2 separate regions of the Mus musculus genome follow, and region 2 is linked to region 1. Evidence: chromatin loops called from intact Hi-C (ENCODE). Cell type or tissue: heart. All regions are shown on one strand. Each heading gives the region's core, and the rest is flanking DNA. Links, peaks and the distances in the headings are about the cores only.

What was found. Peaks named below come from ENCODE experiments on the same cell type or tissue, not always from the same donor. Only the 100,000 strongest peaks of a DNase experiment are listed, where the experiment ranks them.
Region 2: a loop joins it to region 1, with 2.1 times the contacts of the local background. A loop is called at or near these places in 2 of 42 quality-filtered maps.

What each region holds. Positions count from the first base shown.
Region 1 is chr12:91,046,295-91,056,387 of GRCm38, reverse strand. All of the region lies in intron 22 of Cep128 (centrosomal protein 128), which reads left to right. It overlaps 5430427M07Rik (RIKEN cDNA 5430427M07 gene), which reads right to left. Exons shown (of 4, transcript NR_045858.1): 2 at 5,921-6,019; 3 at 3,431-3,497; 4 at 1-489. Among named protein-coding and RNA genes, the nearest start is that of 5430427M07Rik, 5.5 kb to the right of the region's middle. In heart, for the core only: no CTCF peak of the experiment used is centred there; a DNase peak (open chromatin) is centred at 5,637.
Region 2 is chr12:90,928,034-90,938,126 of GRCm38, reverse strand. No RefSeq gene overlaps it. Among named protein-coding and RNA genes, the nearest start is that of 5430427M07Rik, 110 kb to the left of the region's middle. In heart, for the core only: no CTCF peak of the experiment used is centred there; no DNase peak of the experiment used is centred there.

The DNA.
Region 1 (10,093 bases), core at 1,270-9,269:
TTAGTGGTTTTCATGTTTTCTGTGTTTTTAACTTTCTACTTTCTTACCTTTTGGTTTTTAAATTTTTGTTTATTTATTTATATCCCAAATGCTATCCCCCTCTCTCAGTCCTCTCCTCCCACAGTACCTTCCCCCATCCCCCTTCCCCTTCTGCTATGAGAGAGTGGACACCCATCCCCACTCCCCCCATAGCCCCCTACACTGGCACATCAAGTCTCTGCAGGGTTATCTGTGTCCTCTCCCACTGAGGCCAGACAAGACAGACCAATGTGTGTTCTTTGGTTGGTCTCTCAGTCTCTGAGAGCCCCCAAAGGTTTAGGTTAGTTGGCTCTGTTGGTCATCCTATAGAGTCCCTATCTCCTTCAGGGACTTCAGTCTTTACCCCAACTCTTCCATAAGACTCCCAGAGCTCTGCCCAATGTTTGGCTGTGGGTCTGTGCATCTGTTTCTGTCAGCTGCTGGATGGAACCTTTCAGAGGACAGTTATGTCTGCAAGCATAACAGAGTATCATTAATAGTGTCAGGAATTGGTGCTTCATGTTTTCTTCTAATGTTGATCACACCCACCTTCCCCATTCCCCTTCAACACCCCCTGAGGCTGTATCACATTTCCATCTAAACTTTGCCTTTTTTGGTAGGCAAACAAACAAATAAATAAATGCCACCGAGTTCAATTTATGATGCCATTGTATGCATGGGTATGGTCTATCTGCTTAGCATAACCACCACCAATGGCTAGAACCTGAAATGAAAAATGCTGTCCCTCTTCTAGCAGCACTCAGCTTCCAGTGGCTCCTCTTGCTTTCCTACCCCATCATACTGAGGTTTTAAATGGCTTGTTCTGGTGTGAGTAACCACCTGCTATGTGCTCATGGGTGCTTGCCAGCCATTTGGAGCCTAGAAGGCATTTCACTGCTCTCTTCCTCATCCTCCTTTTTTCTTCTTTCCCTTCCCTCTTCCCATGTTGTCCTCCTCTTAAATGGGGAAGGGCAGGGTGGCAGAGACTCCCTGAACACAGCTGAACATTTACAGTCACAATCATGAATTCTGAGCACTTAGACCAGTTACACTTCCTCCACGGACTGCTGCCCACTGCCAGAAGCTCCTCTGACCAAGGTGGAGAAGAGCATAACTATGGGTGTGAACAAAACTCTTTAGAGAGCAGTTTGAACTAGATGCCAGTTTACTGAAACAGCAGCAGTAGACTCCAGCTTAGGGCCCACAGTCTCCCTAGTCATGGGCTTTTGACCAGGTTTACAGCATCAGTTATGAAATCTGTCCTTCGAAGCAGATTTTATATCCAATCAGAAATAGGTTGGTTACTCTCACACACATCATGCCGTTATCACACAACTTGTGTGACAGGTCATTGTTGTAGCATGCAGGATACAGTGAGGGGAAAGACGACTCAGGTCCACCCTCCTAGCACCTGCTTAGTGCTTCCCAGCACTCTGAAAGCTAATCAGGGAGGGGAAAGTTTCCTCATCAGTTTATAGTTGATGTCTCTGAATCCTACAACCCAAGTTGTATTCAGCATTAGAATCTTACAATCTAGTTATGGTAGCAACCAACAGGATGACACTGCCAGCATTGTTTGGATGCTTCCAGGACTTCTGTGATTACTAACTTTTAGGGAGATATTAGATATTCCTGGCTCTGAGATTGTCTTTTAACAACCTCTCTTCTGGGGGCATCATTGTCCGCTTATGCAAGGTGACTTTTTTAAACTCAAAGTTTTCAGTTGTATTCCTAACTGACAACCGAGTGGGTTTTCACAGGAGAAGGCTTTTTCTTACCGTCTTGGTTTTGTGTAAGTTGCTTCCAACCTTTTTATTTCTCCCATTAGTATATGTTAATTATACTTAATAATGGGTCTCATTATGACATTTTCATGCATACATACCTGCCATGTTTTAATAATGTACTGCATTACCCTCTTATCTCCCGCTAATACATGTAATCCCCCTCCTCATTCTAACTACTCTCCTTCCACTTTCGGGTCTTTATTTCTTTTTATGATATTTTCTTTATTTAAATTTCAAATGCTATCCTGAAAGTTCCCTATACCCTTTCCCTGCCCTGCTCCTACCCACCCACTCCCACTTCTTGGCCCTGGCGTTCCCCTGTACTGGGGCATATAAAGTTTGCAATACCAAGAGGCTTCTCTTCCCAGTGATGGCCGACTGGGCCATCTGCTGCTACATATGCAGCTAGAGACACTAGCTCTGGGAGTACAGCTCATATCTTTCGGGTCTTTTTTATGTAGATTTCTTTTCATACAATGTATCCTGATCACAATTTCACCTTCCTCATCTCCTCTCAGATTCTACCAACTCCGCACCCATTTAGCTCCACATCTTCTTTCCCTTTCTCTTTGAAAACCAACAGGCAAAAAAACAAAACAAAACAAACAAACAAACAAACAAAAAAAAAACTCGACATTGGAAACCATCATATATAAGTAAAGACTAGTAAGATTAAAAATAAATGCCAAGACAATCATTATGAGACAAAACAAAACACACAAAAATATATATAAACAAACCAAAACTCCAAAATGCTATTGAGTTCATTTAGTGTCTGCATCTATTGCTGGGTTTGATGCTTGCCCTTAAGTGTGTTTAATATACTCAGTAACACTCCATGGGAAACAAACTAATTCTTCTCTTGCAAGCGATTATTATCAGTTGCATATAGCTTCTCTGTGCATGCGGCCACCATCTCAGAGTTACTATGTGTCTCAGTCTTGTTGTGTCCAGAAGACCTTGTTCCTTGGTGTCCTCTGTCCCCTCTGGCTCTTACAATCTTCCTCTTCCACAGGGATCCCTGAGCCCCAAGGGGAGGGGTTTGGTGGAGACATCCCATTTAAGACTGAGTGTTCCAAGATATCTCACTCTCTGCACGTTGCTAGTTGTGAGTTTTCATATGTTTCCTTGGTATCCAAATGAGTTGCCTTTGGAGTTTTCAGGAACCTGGGCTCCTTGATCAGCTACATCAACTGTTAGCAACTTATATATTCCTGAGAAAGAGCTAAGCTTCATGAGAGCTTCCCTACTTCATGACAAGGTGTTGATGGGCCCAATCTTTTTGTTTGTTTGTTTGTTGTTTGTTTTTTTAGGACCTCTGCTTGCTCTAGTCTGCCCCGCTCACTCTTGTCACCTCTGCTCATTCAGTCCCTTCTCACTCAAGCCCAAAGATTTATTTATTATTATACATAAGTACACTGTAGCTGACTTCAGAAGAGGGCATCAGATCTCATTACAGGTGGTTGTGAACCACTGTGTGGTTGCTAGGATTTGAACTCAGGACCTTTGGAAGAGCAGTCAGTGCTCTTACACACTGAGCCATCTCACCAATCTTGTCCAGACCTTGTACTGTTAATTACAGCTGCTATGACTTCCTATCATTCCTGAAAGACATCATTCCATACCTCTGATCTCTTCTTCTTTCATATCTTGCATTCTTCCTGCCTTCTCTTCCATAATGTTCCCTGAGCCCTGTGGAGAAGGATATTGAAGCCCCATGTTTGGCTGCACATTGAGTAGTCTTCTATCAGTTATATCTTTCTGTAGTCACTGCTGGCCACTGCAACAAGAAACTTCTTTACCAATACGTGAACACAGTTATCAGAAGGCAATGTGACAGCCATATCATGTCCATGTGGAGAACAGCAGCAGCAGTTTGCACACTAGGGCTTATGACCTCCCCATGAGAGTTTGACCAGATTTACAGTTGAATGCCCCTGTGAAGAAGTCCTCAAATCTAGTGAGAAAGCAGTTGGTTACCCTCATAACAGATGCAGCAGTCTTGTATCTATAAGCTCATCTTCTGCATCCATTTGGTATTGTTGCACACAGGTCATCCAGCCGAGCAAGACTCTCAAAAGTCTAAATAGCTCCATATGGAGCACTGTAGGGGCTGCCTCCTAGGGGGGAAACTTTCACACCAAATGTCACTGTGTCCTGAAATCAAGCCTTGCCTAGTTCCGGTAGGCAGTCAACTGCAGCAAAAATTGCCTGCATTGTTTCTCGGCTTCAAGGCCAACAACAGGTAAGATTTCCTTTGATAACTGCTGACTTCTGGGCATAGCTCTAGCTACCTTCACACACCATCTCCAATGTTTAGGTCATCATAGAGAGCTTTTGTTGTCACTCCCTGCTTTTTTTTTCCCAGAATAATTTTCATTTTTAAGCAAGTATAAAACTACACATTACTCAGTGACTCAGCTGATACAAGGTTTGATGCATACGCATAAGCGTCGAGGTGTGCTCTCCTGTACCTGTGAGAACCAATAGCTGACATAGGAAGGGAGGTGGCAAATGGGAAGAGTCCTGGGCATTTCTGTCCAGGCTGTCTAACATCTACTTCCAGGTTCCATGAGAAATTACTTTAAAAAATAAGGGTGGGGTAATTTGAAGATAGCTGGTGTTGCTTTGTGGCTTCACATGTGTGACACACACACACACACACACACACACACACGAATGCTTACAGAGTGTGCACTCACAGTAACATGTACACAGATACTGATACTGAGAAGAAATTCTACTATTGTGGAAACACAACTCTTTGCAATTGCCTGGACTTATCTAAATAATGCTAAAAACCTCTGTATGCGTGTGTGTTGGGGACCTAAATAGTTTAAATAATTACCTTAGAAAGCAATTAAATTTTTGAAAAACCATTGACTGAAAGTAGATTTGCAATTATGAGTTGGCTTAGCATTCAGCCTGTTTCTTGAATACTTAAAACCATCTAATCTATCTTGTTTTTAGATATATAGTTATGAGCTTTAACCTGAAGCTATTCAAAACCATAAACCCCATTGACATCTTGAGAAATATTATTTCTAAAACACCTGTGGCCTTTTAAGCAATTCTGTAAAGACCTTGCTGCTGTTATTAGTGGTACATACTTGAACTACACATATACAAGAGACCTTGAATGTTGGTGTTCAGTCTGTGTTTATACCAGATTCACAGGGTGTGGTTTATGTCCTTTGGGAAGTTATAACATACTGCCACATATGTGTACTCCTCCCTAAAGGTAGCCAGTTGCCAGTTGGTACAGTTTTCTTTCTCTACTCCCCTAAATCATAAAGTAATTATTCATCATGGACGACATTTGTGCAGAACCCCATAGGTTCAGTGGTTGAAGAGCAGGCATCCTTTGTTAACAAAGTGAATTGTGCCCTGGATGCTTGGGAATATATAGTCACCAATGAGTGAATGTTCTTACTCAGTGCCCCTGCTGTGCCCAGGAAACACAGGCCTGAGTATGTGAATCTGAATCAGGCCAGATCACTACTTGTTCCTTATTTCAGGGCCTCCCTTCAGGATTTACAAGGACCCTGCAGCTAAGAGAAAGTTGCCTTTATCTCTTTACAAAGGCCAAAATTGCTGTTTCAAACCCCAAGATGAAGCCATGTTCATTTTTGGTTTTGCCAGGACTATGAGCTTCTCATTGAAGTTGCCTGAGAGGTTCCGTCCAATTGGCTTTTTACCAAATAAAACGCAGTGTGCTCTGTAAGCTTTTGACCCAGAATCAGGTGAAGCTCAGCAGCCTTGGCCGAGCTGCATTGTAAAATTGTGGATTGGTTTGGACTTGACACTTCCTGGGAACCCATTCAAACTGAAACCGGAAAAAGGTTTTGCACAAATCCTGTCCCAGCCTGTCCTGCCAAGGTTCTCACTGCTCCCGCGCTGCTCCACCTTCTGTGCATTCGCATTGAGGGCAGACGGAAATATCTCATGAATCTCTCATGAGGGACCTGGAGGGAAACAATCTAGACATTCTTCTTCGCCCACCTTCTCCCCAAACACAGGAGCCGGGTTCTCGATGTATTAGTATTAAAGCATTTGTCTTTCCCAATAATGGGGTCAACTCCAAAGGGTTAAGCCTCCAGAAGAAGACCACTTACCGTCAAGTACAGCAACATTGCTGGAGCAAGCAGCCCTGTTTATAGTCACACCGATGGCAAGAGGTGATGGTCAAGCCAAAAATATAACATTTCTTCCAGCTTGGGAAAAAAGAAAAAAAAAAGTTTCTTATGGCCTTGTCAGGTTTTTCATACAAGTACAGAGTTGGGGATATGTCATTGAGATACTGCATAGAGAGTGAGGCTTCCCCAGCAAGGAAGGTCGTAGCTGTGTGGAACTGCACTGTGTTTGCAGGTCAGACTGCAGCCTCCCTTCGGATGTTGATGCAGAATTATGCTGCTTGAGGAAATGCCTTGCTTGTGTGTTCTAGTCCAGGGCTGCACACTATCAGTAATGAACTGTATCCTCTGGGTCAAACATGCTTTCTTCCTAGTGTGAAAATAGCAGAAATAGACTTTATAAAGCAAAGTACTAGTATCTTTCTGAAAAACGTAACATGCGTAAGAAATGCCTTCTGTCTTTAAAAGAACATATCTTGGTAAACTTGCAATGTGAGAGATGTGAGCTATTTACTTTAGATCGTAAATCAGCCAGAAAAAAAAAAATATGGCATTACACTTTCAATATGTCATATGTAGGAGTAGTATATCTTATATACTTTTAAATAGGTTCTTAAAAAACTGATTTAGGGCATTTTTATCTAGTGTATGTATTTAAATAAATTACAAGTTTCAGGTGATAATTGCCTTTTTTTCAGTAATGGGTACATATTTGTAAGAATAATACTTGACTAATTGTGAGAATATCTAGGTTCTAGTCATGTTGTCATGACACCTAGGTACGTGATCCTGGGTGAGTTATTAATATTCTCTTTGTGTCATGTGTACTTGGTTTTTGTAATGATTGGGGTGGAGTCAGTAACATTATAGAAGCCCCTTACTCCTATTAGCTAAGTCTAGTACAGCAGGAGTTACATGGTAGGTCTCTGAAATGTCCACCCTGTTAGAATCTGTTGGTTTAATCAGGAAATAATGTGTACTGGATTCTTTCCAAATCCTTACTATGTTCTACCTGCTACATAGGTCATTTGAAGCAGCAACAGCTGACTAGTTTCTTGGCCAGAGACCTCATACTTTTGAAAATGTTCAAACTGGATTGAGTCTTAACTGTCCTTCTGACACATCCTTGGTTTGTACTGGGGTCGTTTGTAGGCCAGAAAACTAATGACTTCCTGAGCAAGGCAAAACCTGGAGTTGTGTCCTAATTAGTGACAATGTTCTTTCCATTCTGCATTCTCTGCTGTGGCTGGTGAGGGTAGATACATTCAGGTGAGGGAACTCTTTAGGTTGTCTTATGACTCACGCAAAGAGAAAGGAAGAATGTTGGTCACTCGTTTCTCCAGAGCTATTGGAAAGAATAGAGAGATATGGGGCTGGCTTCCATATTCAGGGTGTGCCCTAAACTTATTGGTAAACAGAGTTCCACAAAGTGGCTTTGATCTGCATTTGCTTCTTGCTTGTAAATGTTGACACGCCCCTAGACTTCAGTCCCAGTTCTGTCATGAGCTTGTTCTGTTGTATTAAACACCTCAGTTGATCTTTTTTTATTTCATGCATCTACATAACTGCTCTAATACCACTTTCACAAGTGTTCAGAAACTTTGTCTTGGGCTTTTAATAAACTTTGATCTCAGATGAAAGGCTGTAGACAGTATAAATTGTTACTATTAGCATTATTAATATAAATACCCTAGATGTCCTCATGTTAATTATTTAACATTCATGGACGATTTCAACCTATCATTACCCCTAACTGTATTATATTTGAACATCAAACAGTAAAAGCCAAACTATTAAAGTGGCCCTTCCATCATTATCCTCCTGGGTGCTCTTAGTTCTTTTGCTTAACTGGCTTTCTGTGAGTGTTTTTCTGGGGCATTTCAATGATTTTTGTCTAGTAGCTCTCCCTTGTCCATGTGTCCATTATGAAGGCAAATGGAGCAAGTCCCTCCCAGGACAGCTTCATTGCTACCTGACACAAGCAAGATGATGTGTCCAGCAGGTAGACTCACTGACTGCCACATGCTTTCTATGAGGTACTCTCTTCTATTCAGAGCATATATCCTCACTCTGATTCAGAACATATTTTATCCTGTGATACCTCAATGTTCCTATTTGGAAGTTAGTTTTTCCTGCTTGTTTTGGGTGTGTAAGGAGCGCGAGGGCAATGTCAGGCAAAGTCAGGTGGGGCCCAGATATTCATAGAATGCCTGGGATTTGGTACAGGGGAGTTAGAGACTTGATTAGCAATTGTGGCTCTACACACAGCAGCTCACCCAGCCTATCCCAACCCAATCTCTGCTATCGTGCTTGTCCAGATGTCCCACAGGCTGAGATCCTAGGTGGGAAATAGTTTTCTAAATTTTAAAATGTCTGTCACCAGACACAAGAGCAGTATATGAATGGGAAAAGGTTAGCTTATTAACCTGAACAGTTCCATTCAACTCCTGGTTTTGTTACACTCAGTGTCTTGGCATTCTCTAAATCTTACCTCCAAAATTTCAGTGTTAATCGGGACTTAGTTACTTAGTTGTTTTTGTTTTTGTTTTTCTTTTAACAGAAATCCCAGTAGCCATAGTTCTGCACACCCTAGCCTTAGGTTTGGCTCCCCAGATGGTAGTAACACACCACAATGGCTTTCAGTGACTGCTTTGGGCTAGTTTCTTTCCTCTTTAATGGTTTCTCTGATTTTTATCCCTTGGAGCCTGTCATCAGCCTGCCTTCCTTCATTGTCTTCATTCTTCATTGCTGCTCCGTGAGTTTCACTCCTTCTCTGCTGAGCCCATTGTGGTTCCTCTCCTAGGGCCTGTTGACCTGCCACAATACTGCCACCAACATTCTTTGTCATACTCCACTTTTTAAAGTCTCCCATGAACCTTGAGAGCTTAATTTTTAGACTCTTACTGAAATTAAAATTAACATTTGTTTGACCAAACATGAAGAGCCAGTTTGACCAGTCCTATGATTTGTAACACTTTGGATAATATATAAACCCAGCATCTTTAGAAGCCACAGTACCCATGAAGTCCATCAGACTTCTTTAGCCCCCGTAGGAGTAATGTAAGGGGGCTTTCGGGGGGGGGGGGGCATTAAGAGAGAGGCTTGACAGACTCTCATGATAGCAAACTATGAAAGCTTTTCATTGGTGGGTGCCCTGTTAACATTTCATCAAGTCAGTTGCACCTAATCCTGTGTTTTTTCTTTATAATTCCTCTTCTTTTCACTTTTAAAATTATATGAGACTCAAGGCAACATCTCAATGGCAATTATTAAAAATCAAACATTCTAAGATAATACAACCTCCAAAATAGCTAATTTGATACTGATATGTTAAGAAATACTGGTAGGAAAATACTTTAAGCCTTTAGGTTTTTTTTTTAATTCTTCAAAACAGTTTTTTCAATTTAAATATATTTTTATCATATTTTCCCCTCCTTCAAGTCCTTCCAGAGCTTCTTTCCCTCCCTTTCCACCCCACTTTGAGTTCTTTCTCAAAAAAACATACAAACAAAAACCCACACAATAAAACAACAGAAACCTCCCCAAACCAAGGAACCATAATACAGCCACAGCCAAGACAGGGAGAAAACAAAAACAACCAAAAAAAGCACACATCCACACACAAACTCGGGAGTCCATTACATGTTGGTCAACTACTCCTGAATATGAGGCTTATCCTGGAGTGTTTGATATATCCAGTGTCATTCTATTGGAGAAAACTGACTTTCCTTCTCCCAGCATGTATAAGTCACAAACCTTTACCTTAGTAGCTAGGCATTCATTCATTCATTCAATAAAATGCATACTTTCTTTCAAAAACTATAGCATTGAAGTTGGACAAGACAAACCAACAGAAGGAAAAGAGCTCAAGAGAAGGCACAAGAATCAGACACCTACATGTTCACAAACTCAGAAATCCATAAAAACACAAAAGTGGAATACGTAACATATACATTGAGGACCTGATGTATACCTGTGCAGGCCCTGTTCATGCTACTTCAATCTCTGAGTTCATATGAGCTTTGCTCATATTGATTTAGGGGGACTTATTTTCTTAGCATCCTCCATCCCATCTTAGCTGTTACAATCTTCCTGCCTCCTCTTCCACAGGGTTTCCTGAGCTTTGAGGTGAGGAATTTGATGGAGACATCCCAT
Region 2 (10,093 bases), core at 1,364-9,363, 120 kb after region 1:
GTATTTTAGGATGATATAATCTAGTCTACTATATGGGGAAGATCCATTACTAGGTTACTGAAAAATAAATCAGTTCATTTTATGTTCTGTTGACTTCACTACTTACATATAGTTTAATTTCGCTGTCCTGACCACATAATAAACAGTTTGACAGTGGAACTGTTTTGAGAGTCTTCTACAGGAAAATATGGTTAATAAGGGGAGTCCCATTAAATGAGAACATGTCATCAGGATGCCAAGTATAGGGGAATGAGCAAGATCGGGATGGTGCTAGTCAGAGATGATTTCCAAAGACAGTAATAGGAGTTTTGTAAGCTTTTTTTTTTTTTTTTTTTTTTTTGATTCTTTTCTCTCCAAAGACTTGGAAAGACAGAAATGGGAAGGAAAAATCCGAGTATTATATTATACACTCTGTCAATTGGTGAAAACACCCCAGGGAAACCGAAACCAGGAATCCTGCATAAGCCCTCCAATTATGTCGCACTAACCTGGAGCATGTCATATTTTCTTTTATTTCTCAGAATTCTCATAATTATTGATAGTGGCGATCATCCAAGGGGACAGAATGTGTGGTCCTTCTGGACAGGGACTAGGCTCCATAAATAAAATATCTTCCTAATTACCCTTTCTTCCATCTTCAGTCCATGTCTGCTACCCAAAGCAGAGAGGCATCTACAGTTAGAACATTATTGCTTCATTTAAATTCTGTGCTGAATTTAATATTAATTTAAATTTCTCAGCAGGCTTAAAAGAGACTGTGAAACTACCATTATCTACCCAGAGGGATAACAATGAACTCAGGAGAAACTGCCTCAGCCTTGGTGCCTGCTTCTCTTAAAAAATTGATTATGCTTTTATTGTCTTTATTGATTGTAGTATTTATTCATCTATCTATCTATCTATCTATCTATCTATCTATCTATCTATCTATCTATCTACCTACCTACCTACCTACCTACCTACCTACCTACCTACCTACCTATCTATCTACCTACCTACCTACCTACCTACCTATCTATCTATCTATCTATCTATCTATCTATCTATCTATCTATCTATCTATCTATCTATCTCATCCATCCATCCATCCATCCATCCATCCATCCATCCATCCATCTGTATGTCTTTGTTTTTCTAGGCAGGGTTTCTTTGTGTAGCCCTGGATGCCCTGGAACTTGCTTTGTAGGCCAGGCTGGCCTCAAACTCACAGAGATCCTCCTGCCTCTGTGTCCTGAGTGCTGCGATTAAAAGTATGCACTACCACCATCCAGCTTTTTTTAAAAAACAAACAAACAAACAAACAAATTTTTATTTACTTGCTTTGTATATGAGCATAAATTCTATAATGTGTTAGTGAAAGACAGAGGACAACTTTCAGGAGTTGGTTCTCTCCTTCTACAATGTAAGTTTTGGGGATCAAGCTTAGGTCACCAGGCATACAGCAATCATCTTTACACACTGGACCACCTCACTGCACTTTGACTACTTTACAGTCGTTATTTTCAAGGAAAGACTGGACAGTATAGGGGGAGGGGGAAATGCCTGAACTCTACAATACACTGAACTTTGCAGCATTTTTAAAGGTGTTCAAACTTAGGACAAAAGTTTAATTTCTAAATTGGATGCAGTAAGAGGCCGACAGTAACTAATAATAAAATGGAGTAATTATACTGTAATGAAAGTTTGTGAATGTGGTCTCTCCCCTAACTGTGGCAGGGCAGGTGGTGCAGACAGTGGGGATATGCAGACAAAGAGATGATTTACACTCCAGGTCAGACAGAGAGAAACCTTGAGAGATTTCATCTTTCTACTTAGAATGGCAACCTGAAACTTCAGAGCTATTTATTTCTGGGATTTCCATTAATATTTTCACACCAGGGTTTACCAACTAACTGCAGCCACAGGAGCTAACATTTCAGGCAAGAGGGTGTTACTATTAATTCTGGTTCTGTTCCAGGGCTTAGGCATGTAAACAATGAACTACCCTGAAGTACACATTGTCTACATAAAGGCTATTTAGTCATCAGAGCTCATAGGAAAGTTGAACTAGCTTACCTTGTTTATATGAGCTATATCTTCTTTGGTAGAAGTTTGTAAAGCACTTATACAGCATTTAATGAACTATTGTTTTTAGTTCTAGACACACTTCCAAAGTCATTATCCTGAGGCTGAGGCTAGGATTTTAGGCCACATTTTCTCCCGGTCAAGTGCCTCCAAGATAGGCTGTACCAGTAGGAGGCACTAGCGGAAGGCATGGCATAATTGCAAGGAGAAGGAAATGCTTCCCCTTCCTTGGGCAGTACTCCCCTGTAACAGGAACAGCACCTTATACACCTGAAACCATTTTGCTGTTTTGCCCACACTTGAATAACTGGCTCATACTCTCTTTAGAGGCATCAACACTGGCCAGCACCCCTCTTTAAAAGTTTGAGTTCAGCTATATCTTAGTTAGGGTTTTATTGATGTGGAAAGGCACCATGATCACAGCAACTCTTATAAAGAACAGCATTTCATTGGGACTGGGGTAAAGTGCAGAGATTTTCTCCATTATTGTTATAGCAGGAAGCACAGTGGCATACTAGGCAGACATGATACTGGAGAAGGATCTGAGGATTCTACAAGTGAATGTCACATATCTGGCTTCAGGATTTTAGACCTCAAAGCCTCTCCCATCCTGTCTCCCAGTGACACACTTTTACCAAAGTCACACCTGCTCCAAGTCCATACCTCCTAGTAGTGTCACTTCCTATGAAACTATGGGAGCCATTTTGTTTCAAATCACCACAAGCTACACAGGACATTTCTTGTAGGCTTCTAAATCTCAAACATCCCAACTTCTCTCTTTGCTCCTCAAAGCATTTGTCTATGTTTTGTGTTATCTCCACAACACCTTCATGCAGGGATGGGCAGACTAATTTCCATATTGCCTATGGCTACTTTTTTCTTAGCAAAAGAAGAGTGCAGTATTTGACATCATATTACTACAAAGCCAAAAATATCTATCACAGCTACTTTTGTTCAAAATATGTAAGAATACCGACTTAAGGGATATAATCTAGACTTTAAAAAAAGTATTTTTTCAGAGCTGGAGATTAAACTCAGTCTTATACCTGCTAGGTAAGCATTCTACCGCCAAATTACAGCCATCCTTGTTTTGAATATTTTAAATAACAAATATGTTGGTCTAAATTGTCTGAATATTCAATTTCATGTATTCAAATAACAGATACAGTTCCTGTCTCCTGTTTGGACCCTGAATGATACCAAAAATTGGTTCTACCAGTGGTTTCGGGTAATAGACAAACCAACATGTGGTTTGGAAATTGGTTTAGGCATATTCTTGATGTAAATACAATATTGAAATCTGGTGCTAGCAACGCATGATATCCAACAGTGTCTCATTTAATCAAATCAGCACCTATAATTGGTGATGATAACATGTCTAAAAATAAGTGCCTAAGAAGCTCCCAAACTTGACTGTGAAGGGAAAAAAAAAATGGCCAGAATCACTAGGGAGCCTATATTTTCCAGTTACCCTGTAGCTCTTATAAAAAGGAAACAGTAAGCTCTAGATGCAAGGAACTCCTACTCCTTTTCCCAGAGAGAGAGAGAGAGAGAGAGAGAGAGAGAGAGAGAGAGAGAGAGAGAGAGAGAGAGAAAGAGAGAGAGAGAGGAGAGAGTTACAAGAATGATAACACCACTAAAAATTTTAGTTAAACAGGTTACAAAATTGCAACAAAAGTTTAATTGATATGTGTTCCAGATCACTCATGTACAGAGGCTATCTGACTCAGGAAATTACAGCCCAACTAGTATGGTGGGATTCACAAGCCCGTGTCTCTGTTGCTTTTACTTGCATAAAGTACAATGTATAGAACAACAACAAAATAAAAAACCTTAAGGAACTAATAATATTAAACAAAGTAATCAAAAGAAAGACATAAATATAATTTAAACTAATGTTTTTTTGAAACAAAAGTCTATCAGCTGGAAGTCTTGAAGGTGCCTGATTTTGAGCAATTCTATGAGATAACTGCATCAGTTTTAGTTTAGTATGAATTATCTGCCATTTCTATTTGACAACAGCATGGATAATGATAATACTTCTATGCTGTCCTTTGTTTTGTCTCAGATTCTTATTATTTAAGGGATGCTTCAGTTAGAGATGAATAGGTATAAAGATGTAGTTGTTTTCTATTCTTTGAGTTCAGTGATCTTTAAAATTAAATCCATGTATCCTCATTTAAGAATTCCTGTTTTCGCAGTCTCCAAGTCTCAAGGATTGAGAAGTTAGCTGAACCAGTCAACATTAATAAGTATGGAGGTTGGAGACCCACATCAAAGTTGTCTTTGAAATCTTGTTCCCTTTTTAACATTATTCTCACATCAGAATCTCTAAGCCAAGAGGACAGGCTGTAGTCCATCTCCTGTGTGTGTGTCTCTGGTTTCTAGGACTTGTATTCTCAAAGCAATTCTAATGTTCTCTACTAAAGTACCTTATTGTAGTGTACTTCTCCATCAAGGTGCTGTGACTCTGCCTATTTGCCTTAATGTGTTCTTCAACTAGACTACAAGCTTTCTGATATTAGAGAATATGCCTTCTGATAATGTATCTATATAGCGCAGAGCCTGCCACCAAGTAGATGTGTCATGCAGATTTGCCAATAACGAACTGAAGGATAGATATAAGCCAAGACAAAATTCATTTCTTTTTATTATTCATGGCCAAAAGTCTTGGCCAAGTATTAAAAAAAATAAATGGGCATGAATATAAATAGAAAATATGAATGAATAGTATAAATCTCTATATCAATGGAAAAACAATTCAATGTAGACCCTGTTACATTGCTATAACACACATCTCACCTATTGGGTGGACACTGGTTACCTACCCAGGACTGCTTCCACTGTTTTCCTTACAAATAAAATATTTAATTTAGATGTCAATTGTGGCAAATATGGATATTGAAAGTTTGGAAGGTTGTAACTTTCCTTAGCAGTGGGCTTGGATGTTAGTGATGATCAAGCTAGTCTGGTTGTTCACAGTTTTCTTTGACAGTGTTCCATTCAAGAATGGGCATGTGATACAACTATGGACAATGACATGTGATGAGAATACCAGGGAAAGGCTTCTAGGACAGGACAAAGGACTTTCGTGAGATATAACAGCCCTCCCTTTAGATCCGGTGATAGGAGAGCTGTCTAGACACAGTGATAATGAGAGCAGCAGGCACGCTGAAAGGGACGTGTGCAAAATGAAAATGGGAGCAAAATTGTTCATTGTTGATGTCTTTGAGAGACTGTGTGAATCAACTGCTAGACCTGTTTTACAGCAACAGATGTCTTTCTTGCTTAAGCCAAAATTTTCGGGACCTTGTCTCTTTAAATTTATTTTTAAAAATCGATGCATTTATGCCTGATGCTTGACGCCTCACCGTCACAGGTAAAGGATAGCTTTGCTAATGCCCGGGCATAGATGAGACATGACACATTTTCTCTTGGGATCCTGATGTTGTATAGTAACAGAAGCTCTCCATAGTATGCAGACATCCTTTTAGAGATCCGGCACTCCAGCCGGCTCATTTAGAGAATGGGTAGGGTGCCAGGCATTTAGGAAGCTCATCCAAGGAGCACATTTAAATCTGGCCAATATGCACGTAAGCCTGACTAGGTAGACTAACCTGTACACACCTTTTTTTTTTTTTCTTTAAACCCAAGCGTGCTTCTGGCAGACACCCATCCACAGCATGCTATGTGTTACCGTGTTATGAAACTGGCTTTGACATTTGGATGCCTACCACTTGGTGAGTGGTTAGTTATAAAATGCTATTGGGTCAACAGACTATGCTTCTGGAATACAGCCTGGACTTCTGGGATCTTTTTAGTGGCTGGCTTATTTGTATTTCCAAGGCCATTTTTTCAACAAGCCAACACAATCAAATTACATGCAGCTTTGAAGACATTCTACCTTACAGTTTGACATTTTAATTAGGACTTTAAAGAGATAATAATCACTGCCCACAACTTCCCTAATGTTACCTAGAAATGGGTCAGCTAATTAGGATCCCAGAAAAACCACCACATACATTTCTTTTTAATTGTTTTTCCAAACTTCATCACCACATCTCTTGGCTCCATCTCAGACCAAATCAAGCAAACAGCAGGGAAGGGTTCAATCTCTGCAGCCTTCAGAGTCGTCCAGTCCAAGGGCAAAAAGAAGGAGTCCAGTTTGTGTCTGGCATCTGAAAAATTTCATTTCAGCCAGTCTCAGAACTTTTTTTTCTTTCATTTCCAGATTGCTTTCAAAGGAAAGCTCTCCCAGTTCTTTGCATTAGAACAGACTCAAGGAAAGCCATTAAGAGCTTCTTCTTGTCCCTTAGATTCCTGTATCTATATTTCTGTCATTCTTCTATGGTAGTGTGGTGGATGGGATGTCCTATGAAGTAATTTCTTAAATGCTTTCTTTTAATTCCTGTGTTCAATTCTTACTACGTGGATTTTTACGAGGTGGATGGGAAAAAAAAGTGTCCATCTCAAATTGAGAAACCAAGGAGCCTGGGATGGGATAGCAATTCAAGAGATGAATTCTGTTCTCTCAGACAGATTATATGTAATAGAATGGGCCTGGTCTCACCAAGCCTCTCCCTGCCCTGCCCTATGCCTTGGGTCAAATACCAGAACAGAAATGTGGCAAATGCCAGGCATTGTTTATCTAACCCTCTGATATATTTTGACACATTCAGAAGGAGACATAGTTGCTACTTCCCAGGAGGGGTTTAAGACTGAAACAATATGCAACTTTGTCTTGCAGTAGCTTAAGCACTTCCTGATTCATGTTTAAACTGGTTGACATGGCCCGGACCTCCAAATAGATGATCAGCTGTGGCATATATGTTTCTTCCAGAGAGCCAAGAGCCAAGAGCCACACACCTGGCCTAGTTCCAACTGTTGGGCTGTTGGTAGTTAATTTGAAAGAGGTCCTCAACTTGTAACTCCAAACCCTTTCTTTCCACCATCCTGTTAGGTATATGCTCTTTTTTTGCTCTCAGAGGCAATTGCTCCAGAAAGCAAGTAAGATTTCCAAGGGCCCATTGCTTGCACAAGCCCTTGGAAGTCTTGGGGAAGAGCTCTTGTGACATGTTCACATGATCATATGCTTTTTAAAGAGTTCAAGATATAAGGCAATCTAACAATAAGCAATAATGACCTTTGTATTTTCATACACCTCCAGTTTCATATTCTTTCTCTTCTAGAAGCACTCCCAAGTTGCCCTGAGTGAGGTCCAGCCAACCACAATATATCTCTTCCTTTGTCTAAGTTCTTTATTTAGGGATGTTTTCAAGACTGGAAAAGTGTCTGGGTAGGGTCAAAGTAGCCATGTCCACAAAGAAGTGTCTGTAAAACAGGCAGAAGTTGTTTCGTGAGCTTTTATGCTTTTATATTCCTGTATCTTTGTTTCTCTGAAATAGCTCCAACTTTGAAATGTTTCTCTGGCCTTGAAAGTTGAACCAAATTGAGATGTGGAGTACTCGGGACATGAATGCATGCAGTACGCTGCCAGGGAATGCTTGCTCTGACAGTAGACTTCATTATGTTTATTTTCTCCACAGTTTCAGCCAGATGTATCTCCTTTCTACCACTCTTCGTTCAAAGGACCTTTTCACTTATCACTCCTCCCAAGAACAGCTCTATTCCTTAGATGGTCACTTTATATTTTTCTGCTATTAAGAAAAAGATTTCTCTTATAATTTATAGCCTAATAAATTTCTTCATGAAAGATCATGAAGAAGTTAACGATGACTTAATGTAGTGCCCTGTGGTGACAGAGTGGAGGAGAATAGGCTTGGGGGACTGCTGGCTCCCTCCTTCCTCAGCTAGTTAGGCGACAGCTCTCATGTCACATTGTTTATCTGAGGAGAAAAGAGATGACAGATGGTACCATTGTTATAGGGACATGCTAACAAATGTCTGGGGGTGGCATAGATCACAGTAGTCTCAACTATCTGCTCACTGCAAGGGTAGCCACCATTATTTTGATCAGATTAACCTTGAAGGCAAAGTGTTTGACTCTCAAGGAAGGCGTCTGAAAAAAGAAACTGAGATGAGGTTTGGTTAGCCAGATAAAGATCCAGAACTGTGTTGACTTTTGTGGTGTTTCCTTGGGTCTAGTAGGTTGAACATGTCTATGCTTATGTTTCCTACAAGATGGAAAGGGAAACAATGGGAAGATAATGCTCTGCCATGTGCAAGAACTGGCTTATGTTTACTCATAGGCTGACTTTATGGAGCTTCACCGCTGTTTGAACAAAAATCCTCAAAACCCCGCTAATGGACTCTAGGGCCTACTCAAATTTAATTAAAATGTTAATAGAAATTAATTATGTATTTATTTGTCCAACTTAATATAGTATTTCTATTTTTAAAGTTCTATGATGATTGCTAACGGCGAAGGATTAGTGAGATAGGGACACACAGGTAAATGTCCTCTTTCATGGTTTTGGAATCTCATTCCAATTGTATTTACAGTTGGGCACTTGAACAAGTGACTTCTACTTTGCCTAAGAATAAAATGTAAGAAAATTGGCTGTAATATTTCCTTAAGTTGCTCAAGGAAATGACTTATTACTATTGTTTTATTCTGTCTCTCTGTGAAATAGATATTCTAGTACATTCTTTATTCAGTGGAACTTGAAGTCATCTACAGTCTTGAATGTGCTGGGGGCAAGCTGGGCATGGGGACACACAGTGACAGAGACAAACATTGTGAATAACATGCTTCCGAGACATATGTGCAGCCTTTTGAACATGTTCATGACAATGGCAGAGGATACACAGGTCAAAATGAGGTCTGCTTGAAAACATCCCTGAATGTGGTACCTCCATGTAAATTAACAAATCATAAGCAGAATGTATGGAACAAAACTCCCGTGAGTGCTGTGTCAAGAACTCGGTTTCTGCTCAAACCACACATGCTTAGACTCCCTCAGACTAACTCAGATTGCCCAGATAATTTTGCCTATACAGGAGGCCTATTGTACTATGTGTGTTGCTTGAGAGACGTAATCATTGTCTGGAGGTTTAGAAACGTCTGTCTCTCAAAGGCTTCTACTGTAACCGGGTCTGACACACTTCAAGCACAGGACGGACAATGCCAATACAGAAGAAGGAGAGGAACGGAAAGTCAGCCTCACACAACGGACCAAACCGAAAACACTACCACCCACGCGGCTCCAATCACCATCAAACCTTGTTCAGTTGGAAAGAAAAAGACAGGATGAAGAACAAGGACAGCAAGAAATCCAGACTGCAGAAGCAAAGAAACACACCCCCGCAGGAAGTGGAGGCTCCTGACTGTGTGTGGCAACTCAACTGTCTGACCTGTGTTTTCATTAACCTGGGGTATTTGAGCTCCATATTTTCTCACACAGCTTCTTGCCTAAGTAGTCAAGGAAGCAAAGGACAACAACACTGGCTATATGCCAACTCAAAAAAAATGCCTGGCTCCTTTAACATCCAAAGGAAATTTAGCCTTTCTCGATGGGCTAACTTTGCCTGGGAGGCCTTGGGAGCGAGATCTTCACTGAGGAAGTTTTTTTTTTTTTTTCCTTTGCAGCCGCTAGGCCCTCTGGGATTTTTGACCCAGAGCCTTTTCCACTTTAGTTTTGAAGTTGGGAACACACTACCCTCAACTCAAACTGATGATCTATAAAGTTGGAACGAACGTCGCGCTGGATTAAACAATTGTTTCCTTAAAAACAGGTTTCTTGGTGGTAAGTAGAAGACAGGCAAAGGTACAGAATTCAGGCATGTCAAAAGCATTATCGATGTTTTGCCAGCATGAGACCAGCCCTGGCGACAGGTGGAAAATATTAAATTACTATTTTTGTACCTTTCTTCCTACTGCCCTCAAAAGTTCTGGCACAGATAGAGCTATAGACTGCCGCCCTCACTAAAAACAAATTCTAAAAAAAATAAAAAAATAAATAAATAATAAGAAGAAATGAAAAAGAGAAAGAAAAAAAATTCCTAAAGAATATTCCAGTCAGCTTCTAGATGTGTGCTGTGTTGGGTCTTAGCTGAGTATATGTTAGTT